Regions from separate parts of the Homo sapiens genome. Here region 2 is linked to region 1. The links are chromatin loops, found by intact Hi-C in ENCODE. Cell type or tissue: A673. All regions are shown on one strand. Links, peaks and the distances in the headings refer to the core of each region. The heading gives the core; the rest is flanking DNA. Region 1 overlaps TRD-AS1 (TRD antisense RNA 1). Region 2 overlaps TRD-AS1 (TRD antisense RNA 1).

The links. Peaks named below come from ENCODE experiments on the same cell type or tissue, not always from the same donor. Only the 100,000 strongest peaks of a DNase experiment are listed, where the experiment ranks them.
Region 2: it touches region 1 in a loop (3-fold over the local background); 8 of 110 quality-filtered maps call a loop at or near these places.

What each region holds. Positions count from the first base shown.
Region 1 is chr14:22,464,580-22,476,049 of GRCh38, forward strand. The region is part of intron 2 of TRD-AS1 (TRD antisense RNA 1); the gene reads right to left. It also overlaps TRA, TRD, TRDC, TRDV3 and TRAJ61. Among named protein-coding and RNA genes, the nearest start is that of TRD-AS1, 13 kb to the right of the region's middle. RefSeq lists enhancers at 1-156, 6,614-7,115, 7,000-7,294, 7,116-7,615. In A673, for the core only: CTCF peaks have their summits at 7,138 (motif pointing left), 8,595 (motif pointing left) and 8,796; DNase peaks (open chromatin) are centred at 7,182, 8,092, 8,572 and 10,332; H3K4me3 peaks cover 739 bases; H3K27ac peaks cover 4,915 bases.
Region 2 is chr14:22,414,802-22,426,610 of GRCh38, forward strand. The region is part of intron 2 of TRD-AS1 (TRD antisense RNA 1); the gene reads right to left. It also overlaps TRA, TRD and TRDV2. Among named protein-coding and RNA genes, the nearest start is that of TRD-AS1, 62 kb to the right of the region's middle. In A673, for the core only: a CTCF peak has its summit at 6,051; DNase peaks (open chromatin) are centred at 1,580, 2,370 and 6,040; H3K27ac peaks cover 6,365 bases.

The DNA.
Region 1 (11,470 bases), core at 2,362-10,361:
TCACTTTCACTCCAGGGAGAAAACTGAAGATAAATAAGGAGAATTCATCTTCTTTACTGCTATTTTGTTCATCGACCAAGAGACCATGGGTTATTTGCAAGGCCATAAGTAAAGCTTTGCCTGAAGACTATCCAGAGGAAGCAGAACCTATCTTTGTCCTGATAAAGGGAATGCCAGCTCACACTCCTTAATCATAGGACCAGCCTGTCTATGTGTGGATCAGCCTGTCTTTGGGATGAACCTACACACAGCATTAGTAGTGAACAGCTCACTATTAGCTACTCAGGATGCATACACAGTTAGGTTTGAGATGTCAATTATTTGCCTGTTACTTGCATTCCGTTCTCAGGTAATCTCATACACGAAATTGAAACCAGGGCCTGGGTTTGCGTGTGAGGCTTCTCCCCCTCACTCCTTCTCCAATACTCACAAATGCTCATCAACCCCAGCTTCTGTTCTAGGAACAACCCTAGACTCAGAGTACTTGACTGATCTGACCCAGACAGTAAACATACCCAGTCATCTCAAAAAGGGGGTCCAGCTCACCTGTTATTTTACTAACAGTCCCAGGGACACAGGCAGTGTGGCTGGGTAAAAAGAGAGCTATACTAAGAGTCAGAAGATCTGGGTTTTATCCTGATTTTGACACTAACTTACATGTTACCTTAGCCAGGTTTCTTCATCTCTCTGGGCCTGGGTTTTTGCATCTGCAAAACAAATGAGTTAAAAAAAATAATAACCAAAGGAGAACAAAAGAGTCTCATGACTTGTGCCAACACTGATAGCTGAACTAGCTGAGCTATTGCCATGTGTACATGGAAAGTGAGCCACAATAGATTAGTGATGTCTGCAATGGTACAGTATAGCAAGTACCGGCCAACCCCAGACTACATGACCCCTACGATTCCTTCTAGCACTGGCAGTCTATTCTATAACAACTTTCTTCACTGCAGGCTGACTGGCATGAGGAAGCTACACTCCTGAAGAAACCAAAGGCTTACAAAAATGCATCTCCTTGGCTTCTGACTTCTTTGTGATTCAAGTTGACCTGTCATAGCCTTGTTAAAATGGCTGCTAGCCAAACCACTTTTTCTTCAAAGACAACAAACCCAGCTCATCCTCCAGCTTGATGGGAAGACAAAAGTCCTGGGGAAGGGGGGTTTATGTCCTAACTGCTTTGTATGCTGTTTTATAAAGGGATAGAAGGATATAAAAAGATATAGGACTCTTTTTTTACTCCTACAAGTGATACACTTTGAAAATGATGTTTTGTTCCTTTTGACTTTCTTTACCTTTTGAAGTAGAAAGTGGGAACCAACAGGTTCACAGCTTCATTCCTCATGAGGCAAATAGGCCTTGGGAGAAGAAGAGCGGGTGCCCTTTTATCTAAACATGGAAGGCTCTGCTCAACTGAGCACTAGATTTGCTACAAACCAGCATCATCTTCTTCCTCCTGTCCTCACGGCTTGTCCCACCCTCTATGTTCACTTCAGGAGCCACACTAGAGATTCTGCATGGCGTGGAGGAGGACAAAGTTTCAGCACTTTCTGCCTCTCCTAATACTTTACAAATGAGATTACATTTGAATTTGCTAATACTTTATGAGCAGGCAATGAGGTTTCCAAAATCTCATCTAAATACTCTCCAATCTATTAGCAAAAATCAGAGTAAAATACAGAGGAAAGGCACTGCTTTCTGTTAATTGATTTAACATGCATGAATTAGCTCCCTCTGAGTTCCAGGCACTATGCTGAGAGTACAAAGAAGACACAAGTCTGCTTTCAAGCAACTCACTGTGAAAGTGTTTTTGAAGGGAGGAACAGAAATGAGACCCCTATCTTTCCCTATAAAAACAACATTTTTACTGTCTTTTGCCTGCCAATCTGTATTTGAAACCATTGGACACTGATTCTCTGGCCTGGGACTTTGGCATTGATGGTTTTCTGCCTTTCTTCTCAGCCTCTGCCTCTATTGCATTTATTAAACTGCATTGTGTGCACCTCGCCTCTGGCTTTACTCTTTGCAGATCACCACAGGGGGAAACTCAGCTCTGTGAGCTCACTATTAGTCAGCCAAAAGCCAAATTGAACTTATGGGTCACACTGCACTTTCCTGAGCCCCAAGCCTACAGAGGCCCTGCCTTGGAGACCCAGCCTCGGGTTTCCTGCTGCCTCTGCTGATGCCGCTGTTACAGCAAGAGCAACAGCAGCACCTGCAGCGTGGCCAGTGACCTCTGCTACTGCCACCCAGGAAGGCCACAGCCTTTTCCAGGAGCACTGCTCAGGTGCAGAGCCCTAGCAACCCATTATTGTGGTTCTCTCAGCACCTATGTGGAGCATCAAGTCGGGGGTTATGAGGTTACAAGTGAAAGAGTGACTGTCGCCAACAACTCCACTTGCCATCCCCGACAGCAAACTCCCCCATCATGTCTACTACACCTTGTATGTGTAAGGAATGCTGATTTCCAAAACATTCACGAGTTACCTTGTGTAATATTAGGGTGTTTCCTCTGAAGTTGTTAGGAACAAAAAGATCATATTCTCATTTTTCAGATAAAACAAAAATGCCCTCTCCTCAAAAAAGTATGTATCATGTCCAGAGTCATTCAGTGAGGCAGGGATATTGCTGGGAGCAGAACCAAGGTCTCAAGATTTTCAGCCCAAAGTTCCTGCTATAAGAACATACTGCATCCCCAAATGAGGACAAGATGTCAAAGTGAGTATCAGCTAGAATGAACTTCAGGATTGTCCCATATTTAGCATATAAATGAGCCACCCTCTAGCCCACTATGCCAGAAACAAAAAAAATCCTGGCATATCACAGGACCATGAATTTCCCACACCAAAAGGAGCCTCCAGGGAAGATTTAAGGCAAGAGCCAGGAGGGATTATGGCTGCCTTCTGATCTGGGGCCATGATATGTGAACTGTGAGATGGACATGTGTCACACTCAGTAGGCATTAGAACAGAAGCCCCAGAAAGCCAAGCCACATGCCCAAGGTCTTTGGCTCCCTCATCCCCTGTTCTTTCCATTGTTCTATACAGTGGCTACTCTTGTCCACTGTTTCTGAAGAGCACATAAACTGCTGCCCAAACCACTCACTGATAGAGCCACCTAGGGTACAGCTGCAGAAGAGAGCCCTGGAAGTGTAACGCTGCATCTCTGGGCCTGTCATTATCCAGGTATACGACTTTGAGAATGTCCACCATGTCTCTGGACTGCAGTGTAGTTTCTATAAAATAACATGTAAGGCCTCTTCTATTTCTAAGATTATATCTAATAACTCTAATAGTTCTATTAAGGCAGATAATTCAAGAGAAGAGGAAGGAGGGACTGATTCCCAGGGACTGAGGGTGTGTATCTATTTCAACATCACATAGTCAGTTTGCCCCAGAGGAAATTTTCTCTGCCGGAGACACCACTGAGCTTCAAACTCAGGGACTTGGCAGCTGGAATTCTGGAAGTCACAACTTTCCAGGAGTGCCTCAGTGCTCTGCAGTGAAAAAAAAGAAAATGTTCTCCAAATAAAATAAGTAAAATGGAGGTGTCAAAGAACATCAAGGAGAAGGTGGCTGGATATAAAAAGATGCGGGAAAAAAAAAGTAAATTGGTGAAAAGTCTTTTAAGTAAATAACTTTGTGTCTAACTTAATTTTTTTTTTTTTTTTGAGACAGAATCTCGCTCTGTCACCCAGGCTGGAATGCAGTGGCACCACCTCGGCTCACTGCAACCTCTGCCTCCTGGGTTCAAGCGATTCTTGTGCCTCAGCCTCCCGAGTAGCCGGGACTACGGGCGCGAGCCACCACGCCCGGCTAATTCTTGTATTTTTAGTAGAGACGGGTCTTCGCCATGTTGGCCAAGCTGGTCTTGAACTCCTGGCCTCAAGTGATCTGCCCGCCTCAGCCTCCCAAAGTGTTGCAATTATTGGCATGAGCCACCACATCTGGCCCTAATTTAATTCTGCAATGAAAACAGATCAATTCATAATAATGGATAAATGGTGGTGGTGACTAAAATAAAGACACGGCTGACGGCCTCGCCTTAGATGGGCCCTTTACCTGCACCTGAACCTGCATCCTGAAACACTCACAGAAAATGCAGCACAGGCTTGTCAAGCCCCTTTCTGTATCGGGACGACCAGGGCACCAGGGGCACGAAGACAGCGCTCTGTAAACATGCAGTTCTCCTTTGCCTACCAGGAGTCATTCAGGTGGCAAGGGCCCCGTGAGTCAGAAGTGGGGAGATACTCTGCTTCTCTGAAGCCAGGGTGCTCCCCTGGATCTGACCAGGCCATTTATTTCTCAGAAGACACTTTAGGTCACTTCTAAAGGCCAGGCTGGAACCCAAAATGGCTAAGAGAAGGATGCCAAGTCCCAGACATGACCTGCCCTAAGAGGCAGCTCTGCTGAGCTGTGCCCCAGGAGTTTGTGTTATGACTTCCTGGGCACCTGCATCATAGTGCTAAAGGCACAGTAGTAAGTGGCACTGTCTTCAGTCCTTACTGGAGAGATCACCAAGTGAAAGGCTTTCTGGGTCAGAATGTGTTTCACAGAAAACCGTCCTTGAGTAAAATCTGCACCTTCTGATCTGCTGTTATCCCCATAAAAGACAAACTGAAAGGAATAATCTGGCCTTATCCGGTACCAGAATAAATCTGGATTTGAATATACAGTGTCGTAAGTGCAGAGCAGTACCACCTCACTGCCACTCGCCACCGTCTGGTCCGGGGAACTCTGGGTTACTTTGTCACACAGCGTGCCCCTGTCTGGGAAAAAGACAATGAGGAAATAGTGAATTCTGCACCCCCCAGACAGTGAGTACAGCACATGCCTAGCCCAGAAGAACTCAATGAGCAGAGGCAAGAGAAGGACACAGAAATAAAGCCAAAGGCAGCAAATAACCAAAAACCAAGAGTGCAAGAGAAAAAGCCTTCAAGAGTCAGAGAAGGAGAAATGGGGTTATAGAGCAAGTGGAATGTAAACAAATGAAACTACTTACAGAAAAACAAAAAGCTAAAGCCCACAGTAAGAATCATCTTTTCTTCATATCAGGGCAGAGGATATACAACAAAACAGGGTTCCTAAGATCTCAGAGACTATCTGACGGTTCTAATGAAAGAAGACGGGAGGAAAACAAGAGGAGACTGGCAGCGCTGACGGTCATGTGACTGATTCAGCTGTGACTTCTAGAGGCAAATGCGCTCAGCCAAGGAAACTGCTATTGCTATTATGATTTTGGCCCCAATCCATCTTGAACTAACACATATGACAATGAAAAATGGATTACTTTTAAAAAAGAAAAGAAAAGAAAAACAAAGGAAGGGAGAGAGAGAGGAAGTGAGGGAGGAAAGAAAACTGCAAGACTAATGATGGCGTTCTTGGATATCCAACTGCTACAAAAGTAGTTCACTCTCCATTTCTGTATCCTCTGGTCACAGACTGGTGTACTAGTCCATTAATCACATGTCGTACTTTGAGTGACACTGTCTCATAGCATCTAGCACGGCTCCACACACTTTGTTCTATTCAATAAATGGAATAAGTGAAAGAGTACCTTGGACAACTCCCTTACTCCTCTGTGTAAAGAGGAAGGAAAGGGGGTTGGACCAGATTCTTTCTAAAATCTGTCCTAGACCTGAATTCCAGAAATCTTTGATTTCAGATGCTTGAGGGAGTGTCCTGATCCTAAGTGCTTCTTGCACTTCACCAGCTTGACTTTCCATCTCTCACTGGGCCCACTGCAGCACACACTTGGCTCCAGCTGGAAAATCCTGAACAGAGCTTCCCGGCAGGTGAACTGCCATAAGTGGGTTATAAGCTTGCTGAGATAGTGTTCAGAGTGCCCATGTACCTGGGGTGGCTGGAGCCCCTGAGCCAGCCCCTCCCAGTCAGGAGCACTACAAATACAGTTTTCCATGTAAGCCATCAATATGACAACAGTTGGGAGGCACTGCTGTGAAAAACAGAACACTGACTAACTCACTCCCCAAAATGCAGGAGTGTTCCTAGGAGTATTTCTAGAAGGTCCTTCATTTCCCTTTTTCCCTACATCCACTTCATCAGTAAGACCTGTCAGTTCTACCATGAAAATATATCTCCAATCCATCTACTTCTTCCATCTCCACTGCAACCACCTTCTATAAACACCATCATCTCTTACAGGGACTGCTTCAATAACCCACTAACTGGCCCCCTTGCTTCTGCTCTTGTCCCTGGACAATCCATTCTCCAGTTCTTCATAAAATGTACATCAGATGATGACAGCTGGACCTCCTTCCCAGGCCTGTAACATCTGCAAACGATCTGGCCCTTGCTTCCTCCCCAGCCTCACCTCACATCTGCTCCTTCTCTTTCTTCCCTTCAGCTGCAGTGGCCTTCCTTCTCGTCCTTTCTATGTCTCTCTTTTCTAGCTACCTGAAACTCTGTCTCCAATTTTTCACAGTTCTCAGCTCCAACTAAATTAGTCACCCATGCCACCCATAACCAACCTCAATTACATCTCTGTTCTTATTTTCCCTCACATCACTATCTGAAATCATCAGATTCATACATGTTTATTTTATGTCTCTCCCATCTCACCTCTCCCCTACACACACACACACACACACACACACACACACACACACACACACACACACACACGATAATATAAACTATATGAGGGCAGGGAGCTTATCTTTTCACTGATATGTCTCCAGCCCCTGGGCTTGTGTTGACCGCATCACAGACAATCAGTAAATATCTGTGTAAAAAAAAGGAATGCAATTTCTTCACTTAAAAACTCACCATTCACCTAGATTTAGGAAATAAAAATACAAGACACCCAGTTAAATGTGCATTTCAAATAAACAACAAAAATTTCAGTAATACGGGTAGCTGGGACATGCCATATTTGGAACACATTTATACTAAAAAAGTATTCATTGTTTATCTGAAATTCAAATTCCACTGGGCATCCTGTGTTTTATCTGGCAATGCTAGGCATGCAGAATACCAAAAGTAAGCACCAGGCAGGCCAGAGTCCCACCATGAGCATCTTCAGGGCCCCTGGATGTGGAAGAGGGATGTTGAGGGCCCAGGGGCTGCCTTGCCGGTGCATTGGCTGCCCAGGCCTGCACTGCCGCCTGCCGGCAGGGGTCCAGTCCACGAGACCCAGCTCCCTGCTGGCGGAAGTCCATTTCAGAGCTTCCGGTTCTCCCAAGTCCAAGGATTATGCTCACTCCCCACCCACAGTCTCTTAGTGTCTGTCCCTGCTCTAAAGATGTTGTCTGGGCTTGATATTAATATGAGAGCTGACTGTTCCCTTCCTGATCTAGACCATAACCATCTTCAAGTTAAATTGCTCCTCCTCTTCTAACTGCCCAACCTCACCCACGTCTGACCATACCCAAGCACAGAGAAGTGGGTTTAATGGACCTTCACACAGAAGGACACATCCTCTCCTATAATGCTTTACATGGAAGGTTCAGACATAACCTGAGTCCTGCTTGGGGTAGCATCATCATGACTCTCTTGCCCTGGTGTCCTTGCAATATTCCTTGAAAGGCATCCCTCCCCCAAGGAAGGGCAGGCACTGAGCACAGCAATGCAGTATAATGGCTAAGAGTGGGATCCCGGAGCCAGCCTGCTTGGGTTCACATCAGCTCCGGCTTTTACCAGTTGTGTGACCTTAAGCATGCCCTAACTCTCCAAGTCTCAATTGCTCCATCTGCAAAATGGAGATAGTAATAGCTTTTCTCACAGGACTATTGGAAAATTTAGTGAGGTCACACATGCAATACACCCAGCAGATAAATGATCTATGAATGTCAGGTATTGCTGTTGCATATTTAATTTAAATGTTGCCATTTTTATTAAATAGACATATGAATAGAGTTCCTAAGAGTGTTACTCTCATCAATGCTGCTCAGGGAAAAGATGCTGAGTAAATCTAAATTTTAAAGTTGCAAAATCTAGCAAAAGATTGTTGATATGTTGTATCAATCAATGGTTAAAAAAAAAAGACTGACATCTTTAATTTGCTTTCAGTGCTGCAAGCATGTCCTAGAGCTCCGTGATCCCCTGAGACCTGTGATCCTCTGAGACATGAGCCAGCTGTGCTCTCCCCAAGTCCCTAAGAGCATTAGGAGCATGAGAAGTGAGCATTCCAGCCCCTTGTTCTTATGTCTTCCAAACATTGTAACAGGCTTGTTCATGAGAGGCCACAATGCATGATCAAGTGACCCCACCACTGAGGAATAGGAGAAAGCCTCAAGATTCAGTGGCCCACTAAGGACGTATTGCCCTAAGTTTCTCCAACCCATCTTCCTATTGGCATCTGGAGACTATGCCTCTTCCCAAGGTGCTGAGGGTGCTGCAGACCCCACTTGCCCTGCAGGCCCCACCCGCCCACCAGCGAAGAAGGGCTGCCTTTCATTAGCCCAAAACTGCCACTCAAGAGGGGTCCTCAGACAAGGTGGGAGCCAAGAGATTTGGCGAACGTCACCCTTGTCCCACAGCTTGGATCTTGATCACTCATATCACTCAGAAGAGGGACTTTTCTCTCTTGTTTCCTTTGAGGTGGGCGGCTTTGTTTTTGACATTGTAGCGCCCTCTGCTGCTACTAATTATCGCATCTCCATAAATAGGTCATACTGGAGGTTGATAGAAAATAGATCAGGGAAGGAAAACATTCTTTGTTCACAATTCAAGTCAAAGCTGCTGCTTCTGTCTCCATTCCCTTTTCAACTCTGAGACTGGCAGCTGCTTCTCTGTTGGCCCAAAGGGACTATCCTCCACCAGTCACCCAAAGAGGACTGTCTTTAAGGATATGAGATAGCACCCTAAGAGGATAAATGGACATTTTCTTGTCTACAAAAAGCCTAATGCAACAGTAGAGGACATAGGGAAATTTCTTTGGATGGATAGAGACAAGTGCATCTCTTTCTTACGAAAGAATAGAAATGTGATTAAAAAGGAAAAGCCTAGAAACATCTGAACGTGTGGAAATGGGGGTGAGTGGGCTAGAGAAAGGATTTCTGCATCACTTTCTTCCTGTAGCAATTCCATCCGAGATCCCTGGGACAGACCTGGCCTGATGAATAGCAGGAAGCACACCAGGGAGGGACAAGGTCCTGCAGACAACCTTCACCACCAGGCTGGGACAGCGCCATGGGGACCCAGGGCCTCTGCTTTGGGGAAAGACCTTGCTGAGGGCCCCATGGGCAAGAACAAGTGTGAAGAACCCTACTATGGTTTTTTGCCCAATGCCCTCCACAAAGCCAGCGTTTGAAGGAAAACTGTGAGGAAGAAGGGACACTCCATGGTGTTGTTGTTGCCACCGCTGGAGCAGCCTGTAGCAAGAACAGTCTTGGTCCAACCAGGTCAGTGATACTTTTTATGATGGGGCTGTGTGGGACCTGACCTGACTCTTGCTAACCAGATTTCTAAAGCCATCTGCAGGGTCTTTTCTCCTATTATTCCCCAGGGCAGGGAGGGCAAACAGATTATATCTCCATTATCAAGAGCTAACAATTGGTAGAGACTATGCGGAGCATGCTGGTAAGAAAGATTCTGAGGCCACATCTATACTCAGAGGAAGAGAGTGATGTGTTTATTAGCAATATTTACCAAGGGAGCAGAAGCAGGAGGCAACCCCACACCATTTTGTATTTCCCATTCCTGCTCTCGATGTCATTCCCTGAAATGAGTCCTGCAGAGAAAGAATAATCAGAGCCAATTCTCCATTGGATTGTCCTTTTGGTAAAGGGCAAATTTTTCCATTTCTGTCTTTTCCATGGACCATTTCCCCTGCTATCAATTGCTGTTGCCTGCAGCCTAAGAAATAAAATTTTTAAATAAATGAGAACGTTCTATAATTCTCTCTAAAATCATAAACAATGTGTCAAGGCCAAACACTTCCCTGGTGTGATTTATTCCTATGTGGACTCATCCTTGTATAATTAGCAGGAATAATCACACCCTGAGCCAGCTGGCAGAGCCCCTGGGGACAGAGACCACCCAAAGAAGGTCCTTGTTCTCCTGAGTCACATAAAGGGAGTCACACAAGGCGGGAGTGGAACTCAGGTGTCCGGAGTTCTAGTCCCAGCTCTGCTTCTACCTATCTACATGACCTTGAGCAAATTTATCCCGCAGAGCTTCAGCATTTTCATCTCTAAAATGAGGGCATTGGCCCAGGCAGCTGTTAAATTTCCTTCCAAGTCTCACATTCTAGGATGCTAATGTGTAAAATTATAGAACTGACCCAAGAGTTATTAGTTCATATCCCCCTGTGCATGTTGCTTGAACTCCTCATTGCCCAGCAGGAGGAAAAGGGAAAACATGTTTCTTCATTGGGGGGTAGCATAATTTCCTGGTTGACTATGTGTGACTCATCAGAGCCTGGCGGTCCAAGCCCATATGCCATTTGAAATCCGGTTATTATTACATCTGGGAGAGAGAAAAGTGCTGAAAACAGCCTTTGGGACACTATCGATTTGGCCAAAAAAAAAAGAAGAAGAAGAAGAAGGCTCTGTCTAGTGTGATAACATTTTGTTATCTTATTCATTGTCTTCATCCCTGAAATACACTCTGCTCTCTCCTATCTCTGCTCTGAAAGGCAGAAAGAGGGCAGCCCTCTCCAAGGCAAAATGGGGCTCCTGTGGGGAACAGAGGGGTGCCTCTGTCAACAAAGGTGATGCCACATCCCTTTCAACCATGCTGACACCTCTGGTTTTTGTAAAGGTGCCCACTCCTGTGGGTACCGGGTTAATAGGAAACTGACATTTGGAGCCAACACTAGAGGAATCATGAAACTCAGCAAGTAATATTTGGCAGAATTTTTTTTTCTATCTGAAAATTATCAGTGAGAGATTCTAATGTGCCTTAACAAACAGGAACAAAAGATGAGTGTTTAATACAATTCAATTTAACAAATATTTATTAAGAGCCTACAGTTATTCCCATGGATCATCTGAGTCAGTTTCCGAGGAAACATTATCGTTGCCTTAAGGGAGCTGGGGGGTTGTCAACGGGCCAGAGGTGGGATGAAAAATGACAACAGATTTACCTCTGGGACCGGGACATGGTTAACCACAGCGGCCCTGGGTAAGTAGCTTAGCTTCAGAAGAAAATGTGCCCAACAGCATGGGTAACCTAAAACACCGGGCAATCCAAATATTCTTTTATGATTGGCTTTAGCATGTATTTTATTCTTTTGTAGGGCAGGTTTATCTCACCAATTATATATTTTCTTAACTGACCTGTAAAATCTACAGGGGAAAAGTATTTTAAGAATTATATGTTTCTGCAATTAGGCTCCCAGCAGTCAACAAAGAAGTGGTACTTTTTGTCTTTCCAGTGATGAAAAAGGGAACCTGGCATCCCTGGTGGCCCACCAGCGTCTCCTTCCCTGGCCTAGGTCAGAACAAGCCGTAAATCAGCAGGCCGTTATCTTCTTATAAATCTGTAGAGCAGGGTGGACAACAAAAGGC
Region 2 (11,809 bases), core at 1,312-9,311, 51 kb before region 1:
CCTAGGGTTCTGGGAGGGCCCACCCTTGTCACCACCCTGTGGTGCCCCAGGGGTAATCGGCCAACTGAAGGAATGTAAGATCTATATAATAAAATCTTAATTCCACAGAAGTATGATTCCAGCCACAAAATTTAAGCTCTCTGTAGACACTAAACACTCTACATTTCCATAAGTCCCACCACCAAAGGAGGAGAAAAGAGCATTTATATTCTCTCTAACACTGCGCTATCCCCTCAGCCTACTCCCAACCAAGAATCTTGAGCAAAATTCTTTGCTCCACTTCAGAGGAGGAAAGTGGGAAATGTTTTTTCCTGTGTGCAGAGACTACTACAAAGAGGGAGGGGCTCCTGTTCGGGCCCATTTAAACTAATTTTCCATCTGCTCCCAATCCAGGTTTTTCCAGTTTTACCTCTTTATTGGGATATTGTTGAATGGAAGCACATAATTACCATTATTTTATTTTTTATAAATGGGCTTCTACAAACAAAAACACAGGATTAGTCTATTATTAGCATGAAAACCTGTGCCGTGGCTTCTCTGAGTTCTACCTGGGGACCAGCACACCCCCACTGTCTTCCAGCGAGCAGAACAAATCAAAGAGGATTTCCAGAGACAGCAATAACTTTACATTCCACCCACTGCTCTCCCTGGGGCAGCAAATCTTCACTGTGAAATCTGCAATTCCAGGAGAGCAGAAAGCAATCTATCTCCCTCCAAAAACAAGTTGCCATTTCAGGGAACTGGACACATTTTCACTCCTAATGGTAGGTCTCCTTGGATTACTATGGTCTGCCATGAGCCTGGGAATTGTAAGACAAAAACAGAGGAAGGAAGGAAGGAAGGAAGGAAGGAAGGAAGGGAGGGAGGGAGGGAGGGAGGGAGGGAGGGAGGGAGGGAGGGAGGGAGGGAGGGAAAAAGAATGCAAAGTTGAAATATAGCAAGAACCCATTACTCTATGAGTCCAGTGCGCTACAGGCTGGGTTCCATCTCACACACACACACAGTGATGTCCCAATGTAAGGAATCCCAGCTAGTGGGCTCCCCAACTGAATTCTACCTCTCAGAAGGGAGCTGGATAGGACAAAATTTCTATCTGAAAGGTCAGAGCAGGATTAGGAGGAGAAACCAAGAACACAGACTTAGCCCATTTCAACTAGCACAGAAGGACCCAGAATGCCAGGTATGATAGCACCTAACAAATATTTACTAAGCACCCACTAAGTGCCCAGCACTGTTGAAAGAGATCAAGGGAACAGGGAGATGGTTGGTGCTGACGTAAGTTTGTAAGAAGTGAGCAATCACCAGGCAGCAAAGGTGTTGGGGGTCCGCGCTGGTCATAGAGAAAGGACAAGGAGCAGAAGACTGGCCGATCCCAATGCCACAGCAGGCCCTATGGTCACAGGTGACACCTCTTCCTTGTCCCCTCAGTACAACAGTGTATAAGCCTTTACTGTCCTACAATTCTTCTTTTTGTTACACAGTGGCTTTCAACCCTGGCTGCACATCAGAATTATCTAAGGAAGTTATTAAAATCCTGTTGCCCAAAACCCACCCCAGACTAATGAAATCAGACTCCGTGGGGGTGGCACCTAGGCTTCAGTAGTTCTTAAAACTCCCCCGGTGGTCCCAGTGTGGGGCCAAGATTGAAAACCATTGCATGGAGGTAATTGTCCTAATTACCTCTCCAGCTTTTCTCTGCCTCTACATTCCTCTTATCTAAGCTGTTATATTGCCTTTTTATTTTTAGTTTGTTCTACTTTGTCCTTTCAGTAGATAATTCTATAATACTCCATTAAACCTTTTTTCATGCTTTAACTTTGTTTTTTCTCATTTAATTTTCATCGCCCACTCTACTTACTCCCTCTTCCCATTATGTTTGTTTTGTTTTGTGTTTTCTTTAATTCAGCATCAACATTTGCAGGGCACTTGATATGGACAGAGTACGGCAGCAGGCATTTAACTGCTGCTAAAAATTATATTTAACGCAGTAATATTTTGTGTTAGATCCTGTGCCGTGGCTACAGGCTCTTGTCTTATGGAAGATTGGCACTTTGGCTTCTTCCTTGGAAGTAGCTGCATTGCTGTATAAATTTAAGATCCAAAATAAGTATATTACAATAAAAAATAAAAGAAGCATCCACAAATATGAGGGAAAGAAGCATTAACAGCAGTCTGAAGCTAAATATCAACATCACCCCTGCCAAGCTCTTGGCCTCATTGTAGGTGGAAGACGCTGCCATGTGCAACAAAAAGAGAAAGGGCCCAGGCTGCATGCACAACTAACGAGGCTGTTCCCTGAGGAAAGGGCATTTGCTGATTTAGACTCATTTCCTCAAGGTCCTCAAGCAAGCCCAAGAGTACATAGGCCAGTCGCTGAGACACTGAAAGTTGAGATGTGGAAGAAAGGGCCAACAGACTGTCCCAGAAGCAGAATGCTTCAGTCCTCCAGGGAAGCTTTGGGGGAGATCTGCCCTCGTGTCCTCCTACAGCTCAGCTGAGAGCAGCCCTGGAGCCTCAGAACCACAGGCCCTGTAGTTCCCTGGGTCTGGCAAACCCCTGGGAGAACAAATCACTGTCCTCCCCACAGAGCCAGCCCAGCACTGAGAACACCATACAAGCCAGAGGATGCTTGCCAAATAGATGCATGAACGAACGAATGAATGAATGAATGACTCCTCTGATGAAGTTGTCCCAGGGAGAGTTTGTGGGAATACTGAAAAGGAGGGTGGTCCCCAAGCTGGTACCCCAGTCCTTGATACTCTGATGTGGCTTTTTAATTTCTCTGTCTTCCTTTTACCTTGATGTATTTATTCTCTATCAATCTATTTGTTTATTTATTTATTTACTTTAGGAATCAAGCCAGACACCTTGTTGGAGCAACAAGAGCTAGAGATATTTGTTCCTTTTAGAAGAAGCAAAATTTTCCAGTGCCAACTGACAGGGAAGAAGATGAATAATTACACTATGTCCTGGTAAAGAGGACCCGAGACGGCTTCCTGATTTTCGTACATCAACAAGGAGACGTCTATGACCCTGGTCTCCAGCACACCTTTCTTGGTAGAGTTGAGAATTCAACCAGCCAGTTCTTCCTGGAGATTCTCAGAGCCACATTGAGAGAGCAGAGGACTTACAAGTGCTGCCCTATCCATGGTGACTCCCCTTGGCCTCTAGGTAAGTCACACACTGAAGCCTGCCCCTCCCACCTTCCACCCTGGTCAGCTAATCTAGGTTAGTGCAGGTCTAACCTAGATTACAAGGCGTGCTCGTGTGCATAATTTCATGACCACCAACAACCACATGGGGCAACGTTATCCCCATTTTATTGTCCAGGAAACCGAGGCCTGGTGTGGTAAGTGACTTGCAAGTAAGAGGAGGAGTGAGATATAAACCCAGATTCCTGAATCTAAATTCAGTGGTCTGTACTGCAGCATAGCTGCCGCCTCTTGAGAACTAGAGTGGGCAGTGTGGAAGTGGGAATTCCCAAGTTCCCAGGCCTCTTCCAGCTCAGTCTTCTATGTAAAATTTTTCTTTTCCAGGCTTGTCTGAGCAGAGGTAGAGTGACCCTGCCGCCTGTTCCTCAACAGTCTGTGCAAATTCAAAGAAATAGAGTGTGAATTCAAGGAACTCATTTGAAGAACAGGAAAAGCAACTCTCTCCTTGAGGTTATCGGGGAAATGAAGGTTGAAACATGGATCAGAAGACTTGCTGAGGTCCCTTCCACCCTCAGCTCTTCCATTCTGTTCCCAAATGAGGCCCAAAACACAGCTTTCTCCATCACTCTTTAATCTGTTGGTTGATTTGTCTGGTGCACCCAACCAGCACTGTGGCCCTGAAAATAAAATGTTAATTACATCAATCTTACAGCCATCCATCGCTAGCCATCTGATGCTGATAGAAAGGCAGGAAGCACTCGTGGCAGTTTGCATATCAGGGTCAGCAGTTCCTTTCTTAACCCTCCTCTGTCTGGCAAGGCTAAGGGAGCAGACGTTCCTGTAATGACCTGGCCTGTCTTTAGAGCTGCAGCCCTAAGAGCTGGTTTTCTTCCTGTGGCTATGGTCTTGGCACTGAGCTCCTTCCTGCTCTTCTTTTGCTCTTGTGTGTAGCGGACCACAACATGCTTTCAGATCAGACATCCTGTGGGCAGAAGAAATTATTTCACTTCAATAAGAATTTTTGAAGACCAGTATGGGTTCAACGGGTGCTTTTGGGAGATTACACCAGAGATAAGAACAGACTAAATCACACGCGTGAGGCAGCATTTACAAATCATACAACACAATATGCAATAGCAGCTTCTGAGTTTCTGCAGAGGAAAGGCTAAGGACAGCAACCTGGTTGGAAGATGCCTCAGGAACTTGCCTTGAGGCTGTATTTTCATAGCACATAAGATTGGGAAAGACATCAAAGAATGGGAAACCTTCCATTCTGGAGAGATGGAGATTATGGGGGAGAATGGATAAAGCCCCCAAAAACACTCTTGCCTCTCCTACTAACTGTTCAAGTCTCAGGTATCATTATTTGTATGACAAAGAGAAAATTAACATCGTTAAGCAATGAGCCAAGTGTTTACAAGTATAATTTCATTTATTTCTCACAGAAATCCTATGAGTTATCTTCTCCCATTTTACGGAGTATAAAAAAATTAGTTTTTTCTAGAAATCACATGAAGGGACAGACATCCCCTTGGCAGGACCAAGGAAGCTGTGGCCTAATTGCTGGCCTTGACACGAAGGAATGACTGAGCACAAAGAACACAGCCTACACAGGGCCGGAGGAGGGTTGGGTCTGAGGGCAGAGCCCTGGTGGATGTTTCTGCCTTCCACCTGGGCACCCTGAGACAGGCTGTGTTTTTGTTGAAGTTCCATCTTGTCCTGCCACAGGCCCAGGCCAAGCTGACTGCTCCTGACCTGGTGAAGCACTAGCCACACTCTGCCCCAAGCTCCCGCCGCATCATCACCTGTCCTCTCCTGTACTGTCTTCTACCTCTGGCTTTGATTTATTGTTCATACCAGCTTTCTCTCTTAGTCAGGCCTAGAGGAAGGTTGTTTTTGGCCATTAGCAATAAATTCTTAAAATTCCCTCTAACCGGTGGAAGATATAAATCACAGTCATAAACATAATACACATTCTTGGGACTTTTCAAAATGACTTCCTGAATAATTTGAGATAGTTCAACAATAATTTTCTAGAAAGACAGGCTTATTTGAGCCCTGCTAACTACTCTTTTGATATTAATACAGCTTTAAACCCTCTATACTTCTTTCTGCCTCAAGGCTTTTTTAATACATGTCCTCATTTGTTACATAGAATGTTATTTCCCCACCCATGCCCCATACCTGTTTCAGGCAGGGTCCAAGCAGGAGACAGGGCACTCTCGGAGTGATTAGAGAGAGTTTAATGAAAGGGACTTTTACAAAGCTGTGGACAGGTGTTATGGATTGAAATGTGTCCCCCAAGGGACACATTAACTCTCAGTACCTTAGAATGTGATCTTATTTGGAAATAGGGTCACTGCAGATGTAGTTACCTTAAATGAGTTCATACTGGAGTATGGTGGGCCCCTAATGCAATATGACTGGCATTCTATATGACAGCCAAGTGAAGACAAAGACACGCAGGGAGAGAAAACCATGAGACAGTGCAGGCGGAGACTGGAGTGATACAGGTGCGAGCCAAGCCAAAGACCATCAGAGTTTCCAGCAAACCACCAAAATCTAGGAAGAGGTGAGGAAGGATTCCCCTACAGGTTTCAGAGGGTGCATGGCCCTGCTGACACCTTGATTTCAAACTTTCAGCTTCCAGAACTGTGAAACAATACGTTTATATTGTTTTAACTACCCAGTTTGTGGTACTTTGTTAAGGCAGCTACAGGAAATTAATACAGAAGGGTTATGGGAAACCAAAAAGAAGGTGGTGAAACACCCAGGGCTGGCAACAAAGAACCGCTGCCATGCCAGGCCTGAAGCGTGTAGGGGAGGAGCCTTTACTGAAACCTGCAGCTGTGGAAGAGGAGTTATAGCTTCCAGTGAAGGAAGGCACTCTCCTCCTTCCCTCCAGTCTCCTGAAGGTGTCTCCATTGGCCAAACCAAATGGGATGGAGAGCCGGTGGATGCTGCCAATTAAGGTCAGGCTCAGAGTAAGAAGTAGAGTGGATGTGCAGAGGCAAACAGACTCAGTCTCAACTGCAATGCCACTTCCTCTTCAGGGAAGCCTTCCCTGACCTCCTGACCAAACCTGGCCTCTGTAACATGCTCCCATAGTCCTTCTGCTTCTGCAGAATATTTATAGCTGCAATGGAGGGATAAATTATGCAAATTATTAAGTGATGACTGGCTCTCATGCTAGAACATAAGCTCCATGAAAGAAAACACTGTGTCTGCCATTCATCAATGGCAGACCCTGAATCCTCAGGGCCTGGCATATAGTAAGAATGACTAGGTTTTATAGGATGTGCCAAGAACTAAGCAGCCTGATAGAAAAAGGTCAAGTATTTAAGTCCAAACAGATTGACCTTGGCAACTTTCAAAGAGCTATAGACAGCAGACAGCATTATGTTCTGCTGGGGGACAGGGTTGCTGATGATATAATGTGTAACATCAAAGAATGTGACCACCTTGAATACTTGCTAATAGTCCTCCAAGAGCAGTAGGCAGGATGGGCAGTTGTGCAAAGTGAGGCGAGGCAGAGGTGGGTGGGGAGAGCAACTACTATGGGGTCAAGAAACTTCATCTGCTCCTATCTGAATTTTTTTCAGGGCAGTCTGTTCCCAGTCACACTGGGGAACTTAAGAAAGCTTAGATGAGTCTTTCCTCCACTAACCTGGGAATGTAAGTCCTGCATCCACCCTCCAATATGGAAGCCACCTTTGCTCTTGCCTTTTTGCTTACCAGGTGACTCTCTTCCCAGCTTCTGCTGCACTCTCTAGTTCTCATTATTAATTTACCTGTTTGATTTCAAAATTTCAAAGATTGACCTTTAAACTCAAAAGTGGAGGTCCCAAAAATCCTAACCTCCCCTCTTTTGAAGTCCATGTAAATTTAGCCCGTCATAAGTTGAGATGTAGTGGTGGTTTCTAAGTTTTTTACAATGTTTGGCTTTGTGTAATTTAACACAGGTAACCTAAGAACCCTTCAGAAAAGAAGCTAGATGAGCTCAATAAAGATCAGGAAACTCTGGCTCACATTTGGAAGACCATGTTTCATTGGATTGCTCTTTAACACATGGGTAAATCACCCTTATCCAACTTTGCCTAGAGGGAGTTTGCAGTGAACACAACAATCATTACAACATCTTCAGTCTTTGTGCACATGCTGTTGATCTCCTCATTTGGTGGTTCTTTTGATTACAGCTGTAAATGCCAATAATTCTTCTTGGTATGAACTATGAACATCACCACATAGTGTCTAACATGTACATCTAACCTGAAACTGGAACAACAATATCAAATTTAACGTCTAGGGAAGGAAGCAGAAACCCTGTCACCAATTAAATAAGCTGCCTTAATCTCCTCTCAGTTGGCCTAACTTACCTGAACCGTACTATTGGTCTTGAAGGTGGCACTGTCATCCCATTAGCAGGCAGCAGGCCCTGCGAGCCTCCTGTGATCAGCTAGATTTCTCTGGGGAATGAAACAGCTGCTGATAGGGACTGACTTCCTCAGTCACAAGTGTTTCACAAGTGTGTTGGTTCAGAGGAGGGACCAGGCAGAAGGTGGTTGAGAGGCAGAGCTGCCCCTGAGTGAGCCATGCAGAGGATCTCCTCCCTCATCCATCTCTCTCTCTTCTGGGCAGGTAAGGCAGACCCCAGAACTTGGGCCAAGCAAGACTCAGCAGCAAAGAAACATCAAGGCTCACAGGACCTTGTACTCATGGACTGTGCTCCTTACTCAATGACCTCAGCCCCCAGCCCTCACTGAGCCCCTCTCTTGTGTCTTTTCTCTCAGGAGTCATGTCAGCCATTGAGTTGGTGCCTGAACACCAAACAGTGCCTGTGTCAATAGGGGTCCCTGCCACCCTCAGGTGCTCCATGAAAGGAGAAGCGATCGGTAACTACTATATCAACTGGTACAGGAAGACCCAAGGTAACACAATGACTTTCATATACCGAGAAAAGGACATCTATGGCCCTGGTTTCAAAGACAATTTCCAAGGTGACATTGATATTGCAAAGAACCTGGCTGTACTTAAGATACTTGCACCATCAGAGAGAGATGAAGGGTCTTACTACTGTGCCTGTGACACCCACCCTGCTGCAGCTCTACTTCTGAGCAGCTCAAAAACCACTGACCAGGCGCGGTGGCTCACACCTGTAATCCCAGCACTTTGGGAGGCCGAGGTGGGTGGATCACGAGGTCAGGAGATCGAGACCATCCTGGCTAATACGGTGAAACCCCGTCCCTACTAAAAATACAAAAAAAAAAAATTAGCTGGTCGTGGTGGCGGGCACCTGCAGTCCGAGCTACTCAGGAGGCTGAGGCAGGAGAATAGCGTGAACATGGGAGGCGGAGCTTGCAGTGAGCCGAGGTCATGCCACTGCACTCCAGCCTGGGAGACAGAGCAAGAGTCCATCTCAAAAAAAAAAAAAAAAGAACATTGCCATCCATGTAGAGCAGCAATTCCAACAAGATCGTGATTTTCTCTTGAATAAATAATTTAGGAAATAGGGACCAGAGAAAGCTAGTGTTTCTACCTTTCTTTCAGGCTCAGCCACTCAGCTTGCCCGTGCCCTCCCATGGTGCTCAGATAGGCAGCCCCCAGTGGGACAGAAGAGAGGAGAGATGGAGCCAAAGGAATGAACTGTAGCATCTACTGTGACAGTTTTCTTGGAGGCTCATAAAAGGTATGACCACAGAGCCACAGTGCTTAGAGTATAGCATAGATTAAGGAGGCACCTTACAATTTACAACTATGGGTGACATCCAGTTTTTCCCCAGCCACATGCCTCTGAATTTACATGTTCTAGAGGAAAAGGACTGGCAGTGGGGGGAGGCTCCTCTCCCTCCTTCAGATCAAATATGTACACTACCTGTCATTTTGCCCAACATGGAAGGAAAGGCTACATCTCTAGCATCTCTAGCATGCTCTGTTGTTTTGATGATTACTGACTGGATATTTTGTTTTGCTTTGTTTTGTTTTCTTCATGAGACGGGGTCTTGCTGTGTCCCCCAGGCTAGAGTGCAGTGGCGTGATCATAGCTCACTGCAGCCTCACACTCCTGGGCCCAAGCTGGATATGGTGTTTTGCTCTCCCTTTCTTCTCTATCTCTTTACTTCCACATGTGCTAGAAACAAAACGTTGAAAAATTGCTTCCACTGGCACTTCCTTATCCTTCTTTGGACAGCTCAATTTAACACTGCACTTTTATCTTGAACAATGTGTTTTTCCAGATTTAGATGATTGACGGGGCTCTCTACTCCAAGGCTGAACCTGTGGCAGAAATCAGCCTTCCTTCTGTCCTCATCTAGAAAATCTACCACTTACCTTGTTAAATAACCTCATAAGAACTTGTGGTGATAGACATGGTCAGTGACTTGATTGCGGTGATAGTTTCACAGATGTACAGGCATATCAAACTCATCAGATTAGACACTCTAAATGTGTACAGTTTATTTCACATCAAGTATACCTCAATACACTTGTAAAAATATTTGTTTAAACCCAAAATGGATTTTTTAGGCTTCTTTGGACTACTTCAGGCAACGTCTACACAAAATGTTCTTCAACAAACCCCTCTAGTCAAATATCCTCTAGTCAAATATCTTCCACAGAAGTACAAAGAGGCTGACAGGGCTTGCCACACCTTATTTGGTTTCAGTCAGGGCTTTTCACTGTTTTGCCAAGTGTCTTCCCAATCCTCTCTCCTCTCATGATTCTGCCTGACCTTTCATATATATAATACATGTTATATATATATGTTATAATGTGTCGTTGTTCCATGCATTTTAGTCATGACTGCCCCCATGAGCTCTTATCATTTATCTCCCCAAATAGCTATATTCTAAACCTTCAGAAAATCTCTCTTCTCTACTCTTCATCCCAAACTCACTCACTTTGACCTGATGCATGATCCCAACATAGGCCTGGAACCTGCCTTCTACCTTTCTGCCCCACCCCATTGGGCAACTTCTTTGGTTGAACGGTCTGCAAGGCCCTGGATACTGGCTCTGCCCTTGGACAAAATCGGGTTCCCAAATCCCCATCCAGATACAGCACTCTGAGCTCCACGATCTTGGAAGGGGTTTGGACCCAGCCTTCCCCAGATGTATTTAAACAGAGGGCCTGTCATGATTCATCAAGCCCACTGCCTGCCACTCAGATCTAATTCTCCTTCTTTGAACAAATGATAGGCAAGAAGGTGGAGTGCATCTCCAACATGGAGAGGATACAATTATTCTCCTAGTTTGAAATCATGATTTGGAAAAAGAATGACATCTGGAAAACTGGTTATGCAGATGTCAAAGTTGTGGAGCCATGGTTTTATAACGCCTGCAAGATGGATTCCTAGTAAGACCCCAAGTGACTCCCTCTAACAGAGACTGGGAAGAGTGTCTCTAAGGAGAAGGAGGGGAAAAAATATCTGGACAAATCCATAAGACTGTATGTCTTCCGTATTAATAACTAATATCTGTTGAGTGCTTACTATGTGCCAGGCAGCATTCTAAGCACTTAACGTGTGTTATATGATTAATCTTCACAACAACCTTAGTATTTACTTTCTATTCTTGTCCTCATTTTACAAATGAGAACCCCAAGGCACAGAAAACCTAAAATACTTGCCCAAAGTAGCATAGCTAGTAAGGGAGGGTGACAGATTTCAGACTCTTGATGCTGCACCAGAGGACACAGCATGTAATTTGGGGAGATGGGGGACCCATAGAGAAAGCCACCTTCAGGATGTGTCAGAACCAAGGGACAACAGGGGCTGTGCCCTCACCACCAAACCTGTTCCAATTGATACTCCCGTGACCATCTGTCAAAAAACTGGGACAACAGAACAATGGTCCCAAATGACCTCTCAAGTGTTTTCTAACTGAGATTTTGTGATCCTGACACAAGCTTCACACTGTCTTCTAAAATCATCTGCATCTCTTCATCTGTGAAATGGGGATAATAAGAGTTCTACCTTCACTGTGTTATAAAATATATAATTATAGAAAGTAAATAAATTGCATAGCTTATAGTAGCTATTTAATAAATGTTACCTATTATAAGAAAAAGCAAACTGCAAGGAAGAATAATTGAGAAGAAAGTGAACTAAATTACTGAGCACCAACGAAATGCAGCCACTTTACAGGTATGGACTCACTTATCCTATGACAACTCAGTGAGGTCATTATCATCCTTTCTGTTTTGCAAGTGAGGATACTGAGACTCAGACAGGCTGGACAGCTTGCTTACAGAAGCAGAGCCAGGATCCGGATCTGACTTGAAGCCTGATTGTCCTGGCTGGGATACTGGGCTGGGAGCTGCGGAATGTCCTAAAGAAATACCTTACCTATAGCAACATCTCATGTAAAGGATGGCTGGGAACAGGTATGTGAAGTCTGGTCATCTTTGCTCATGCAAAGATTGCTCTTGACTCCTTGGCCAGTTTCCAGAAGAAGGGATAGTAGGAGGTCTTCAACTCCTTCCCCCTGCCTCCTCTCCCCTGCTTTAAAACACCAATTGTAATTTCAGCTTCCAGGTTGTTCTCCCGAGATGGCTCACTCCCCTGACTGAAGGAAGACAGCTACTCCCCAGCCCACTGCCACTCACACTCCTGAGCACCACCCCTAGGTCAGCAGCTTTTCTCCCAGGGTACACCATGAGAA